Linked DNA regions of Homo sapiens: region 2 is linked to region 1. The links are chromatin loops, found by intact Hi-C in ENCODE. Cell type or tissue: breast epithelium. All regions are shown on one strand.

Evidence for each region. Peaks named below come from ENCODE experiments on the same cell type or tissue, not always from the same donor. Only the 100,000 strongest peaks of a DNase experiment are listed, where the experiment ranks them.
Region 2: it touches region 1 in a loop (6-fold over the local background); 3 of 110 quality-filtered maps call a loop at or near these places.

What each region holds. Positions count from the first base shown.
Region 1 is chr6:105,725,728-105,728,227 of GRCh38, forward strand. No RefSeq gene overlaps it. Among named protein-coding and RNA genes, the nearest start is that of LINC02836, 95 kb to the left of the region's middle. In breast epithelium, no CTCF peak of the experiment used is centred here; a DNase peak (open chromatin) is centred at 1,434.
Region 2 is chr6:105,463,500-105,465,999 of GRCh38, forward strand. The region is part of intron 1 of LOC105377921 (a long non-coding RNA gene); the gene reads left to right. Among named protein-coding and RNA genes, the nearest start is that of PREP, 62 kb to the left of the region's middle. In breast epithelium, no CTCF peak of the experiment used is centred here; no DNase peak of the experiment used is centred here.

The DNA.
Region 1 (2,500 bases):
TGAGGTGTTATATGTATAATTCAGTGTAGTATTCTAACAAGTAGTTAAGTCTACGGTATATTTTTGTACTCTCAGTGAGAAAGAGGTCTCCTCTGTTAAAATAAATTTAGAGAATGTGGCCTCACACATATACATCATGGAATACTATGCAGCCATAAAAAAGGATGAGTTCACGTCCTTTGCAGGGACATGGGTGAAGCTGGAAACCATCATTCTCAGCAAACTAACACAGGAACAGAAAACCAAACACCACATGTTCTCACTCATAGTTGGGAATTGAACAATGAGAACACTTGGACACAGGGAAGGGAACATCACACACCTGGGCCTGTCAGGGGGTGGGGAGCTAGGGGAGGGATAGCATTAGGAGAAATACCTAATGTAGATGAGCGGTTGATGGGTGCAGCATACCACCATAGCACGTGTATACCATGTAACTAACCTGCACATTCCACACAAGAATCCCAGAACTTAAAGTATTTAAAAAAAAAAAAAAAAACTCTCAGCAAACTGAAAAAAAAAAAAGAAACTTTCTTCACCTGATAAATGAAAACTTACAAAAAACTTTTACTCAATGTGATATTTAACAATTAAAAACTAAATGTCTTTCCCCTAGAATCAGAGGTTCTGGAAAATGTACTGGGCATTCGAGCTAAGCAGTAAAGCAAAACAAAGAAATTAAAGCTGTCCTAATTGTAAAAAAAAAAGAGAGAGAGTGTGTGAGAGAGAGAGAGAAAAAAAATGTGGCCTTAAATAGCTTTCTTCATATCAGGATTTCTTAGAACCCTCAATATGCAATACTCATTTTTAATCTCTAGGAAAGGAAATATACATAAGTTATTTCTCACTCTTTTTTAACCAGGAAATCATTATGCCATGCTGCATGAATTATAAGACTCTATCTTTTAAAAAAAATGCACATGCCCTTTCTAATTTTTGTCTAACATTTTCTAGTCCATTCCTCTTGAATGTTTAAACAATTCAATGTTATATTTAAAGACATGGGCTTCACAGTCAAATCCAGGATCCAAATTTCTGCTACTTCATTTCCTAGCCATGTAATCTAGACCCAGTATAACTGTTTCTTCACTTGTAAAGTGAAGGTAATAACCTAGTGTAAAGGGATATGGTAAGAATGAAACGAGTTCATAAACATTAAGCATTTGGTGCAGTGCCTGGCACATCATGAGCTCTGAATAATTGTTAATTATCACTCACTTTGGTGTGCTTATGTTTGAAAGAAGGCTGCAGTTCAAAGTAGACACAAAGAGAAATTGAACTGATTAGCACTGCTCAGAATAGGCAATGACTCTTCCCTGGAACACGTGGATACCTGTCTGCTAACCCCTTCCCACTTGTGGCATGCTCTGAGTATGCCTGGGCAGGAGACCCAGAACATTCACAGCTACCTCAGGTATGAAGAACAAATGTCATGCCCTGGGGACTACACAGTTACCTTCTGGACAGGATGTGACCTCTGTGCTGTCTGGGATAATATGATATTACTGGATAGGGTGTACTTTCTAGCTAACTGGAAAGAGTTCAGAGGAGGGAATCCAATATAATAAAAGATTTGGAGATGAAACTCTGTGAGAGCAGATGAAAAATCTGGGCATGTTGGGTCTAGAAAACAGACACAGCAGCCACATAGGTGCACCACACCATGGGGAAGAAAGATGCATTATTCTCAGGTATACATGAGGTTACCACAGATGACATGGGCTTTAGATATGCACAGAAATGCTTTGGAGAAAATGGATACACTTCATGATGAAATGTTAGGCAATATAGGAGATGCCTAGGATGACTACTGTATTACTTTCAAGAGGAATGTTTAGGACCAGAATAACCGATCGAATGGGTTTCTTGGAGTAAATCAAAGATAAAGAAATCAACCACGTGGGCATGAGAAGGTTGACCAGATGTAGTAGGTAGGTTCCTTTAGTTGTAAACAAAACCTACTCTGCTCAGCTTTTTGCAGAAGAAGATGTTAGATGCAGAAGAAGAACAGGAGGTGGTCAAATGATCAAGTTTAAAGGAAGACAGCAATTGAGGCAGCTCTAAAGGTCCAGGTGGCAGGAATCGATGGACAATCTCTTCAGAGTATCAATTCATTCAAGATTCCAAGTCCGCAAAGAGAGACTGGTTGGCAGCTCTAGCCATATGTTCACCCCTTGCTGAGAGGAGGATTCAGAACTTTGGAAATTACATTGAGGGAGAGGTGAGAAAATCATCATGTTATTTAAAGAAAAAAAAGGAAAAATGGACACTAGGTAGAAAAACAAAGTCCATTACACCCAGTGAATTATTATTAAAAGTACTAGCTATTACTTATTGAGTACTTGATGTAAAATATGAGAATAATAAAGCTCAGTGGGTTTTAAGCAACTTGTCTAAGGTCATAAAGCTAATAATTGGTGGAGAAGGGATTCAGAGCTAGGGCTTTCTTAATCCAAAGCCCAGTTCCTTAATTAATATACCATACTGCTTTCTGTTTATT
Region 2 (2,500 bases), 260 kb before region 1:
ATTGGTAGCTCTAGAATTTGTATTTTTATTAAGGCTACATCCATTCAATTAAGAAATATATTCTGAGTCTGGGCGTGGTGATTCACGCCTCTAATCCCAGCACTTTGGGGGGCCAGGGCCGGTGGATCACCTGAGGTCAGGAGTTTGAGATCAGCCTGGCCAAAATAGTGAAACCCCACTTCTACTAAAAATACAAAAAATTAGCTGGGTGTGGTGGTGCATGCTTGTAGCCTAGCTACTTTGGAGGCTGAGGCAGGAGAATCATTTGAACCCATGAGGTGGAGATTGCAGCGAGCCAAGATTGCACCACTGCACTCCAGCCTGGGTGACGGAGTGAGACTCTGTCCCTCTCCCCCCCATCCCCCCACCAAAAAAATATATATATATTCTGAGTACCTATTATGTGCTAGGCACTGTTCTTGATGATGGAACAACTGTGAATAAAAAGAGACAAATCCCTACTTTCATGGAGCTTGCATATTAGTGGAGACAGGAAGTAAGAGCTTCCTATATGTACACACAAATGGTATAATTGCTATAGCAATGGGCATTAGAGACTTCTTGGGAAACTTTAGAAAAAGTTATCTGGGAAAATTTTACTGGAAGTTCATTTTTGAGTATTGAAAGAGTTGAAGGAGAAGACATAAAGATATTTAGAAAAAGAGCATTCTAGGTGGAAGCAGGTACAAAAGCCCTAGTTCCTGCCAGGAGAGGCCAAGAAACCCAGAGTGGCTGGAGTGGAATGAGAGTGAGGTCAGAGAGGAAGGGTGGTGGTGAGGGGGTACAGACTTTCTAGTCCCTGTAAGCAGTGTAAGGGTTCTAACTTGAGTAAGTTGGGAGCCATTGGAGATTTTGAGCAGTGGAGTGACATGCCTGACTCACATTTTCAAATGGTCACTTTGATTGCTGTATTGAAAACAACTGTAGGGAAGTAGGAAGACCAGTGAGGAAGCTGTGGCAACAATCTATGCAAAGATGATGATGGCTTGGACAAAGGTAGCCATGGTGGAGGAGTGGCAAGTGGCCACCTTCTGAACACATTTAATACAGAGTGTCAACAGTAATTGCTGATTGACTAGATGTGTAGTATGAGGGAAAGAAAAGAGTCTAAGATGACTCCAAGGTTTGTGGCCTGAGCAACAGTACAGAACAGAGTTGAGCCCGGAAAAAAATGAGAGAAATAGGTTGTGGTGGAAGAGGGAAAACATTCACTTTAGACATGTTAAATTTGATATACCTATGATTGAGTAAGCAGTTATGAGTTTGTCCTTTAGAGATTAGAACTAGAAATATACCTTTGAAGTCAACAGCAGCATATAGATGATTTTTAAAGTTATGAGACTGGATAATATCTACAAGTATGTAGTAATGGATGAAAGAGGAGAGGTCCAAGGACCCAGGTCATGGGATGACCTTCTGATGTTGTGAAAATGAGGATGAACCAGTAAAGGGGACTACAAGCAGGGGCTGGTATAATGGAAATCATCCAAAAGGGCATGTGTCCTGGATACCAAATAAAGGAAGTGATTTAAATAAAAGGACGTGCGCAACTATGTCGAATGTTGCTGAAAGTTCAAATAAAATAGGGACTGAGAATTGGCTTTTGGGTTTATCAACAGGGAAGTCATTGGTGATTGTATGAAGAGCATTGGTGAAATGGTTAGGAGTAAAATACTTATCAGAGTGAATTTAGAGAAGAATAGGAGAAAAGAAATTGGAGACACTCTGGATAACCTTTTTGAGAGATTTTGCTATAAAGGAGAGTACTGACATGTGATTGATAGTGATTAGATGGGAAAGTGGGATGAAGAGAAGGATAGTTTTAAGATGGGAGATTTTTTTCCCCCTTATGGAATGACCCAGGAGAGAGAGAAAAAATGCTGAAGCAGAGATGAGAGAGGCTGAAGTGATAGAGAAGGAAATCTCATGCAAAAGTGGAGGGGTTGGCACAAAATAAGAACATGGAAAGTTTGCCTGTGGTAGTGGAAAGAAAAGCAGAGTTGATGGCCTCCAGTACAGGTAGATGAATAGATATGAAGGGAGCTTGTGAAAACCATCTTTTAATTGCTTCTATTTTAACAGTGAAAGAAGGAGCAAAAGTCGTAGGCTAACAGTGACGATGGAGAATAGGATATTGGCAGTTTGGAAGAGGTAAGGTAAAAAAACTGAGAAAAAGATGGCATAGGTAAATAACTGTATGAACTCAGGACATGTGGTATTATTATTCTATAGTACTAAGATTTTACTTGAAGTTTTGGTCATGATTTAAAGACCTGTCAACATGTGGTTTTCTCCAGCCTCATTCAGCTTTGGGAATGCACCTATGCCACATTTGCACACTTGCACAGAAGAGTTGTACTCAGTTAGAATTGAGGTGTTTCAGTTATCTATTGCTACATAACAAATCTCCAAATGCAGTCATTTAAAAACGACTACAGTTTATTGTTTCTTCCGAGTCTATGGTTTGACCTGTTGATCTTCTGCTTCACAAGGCGTGAGG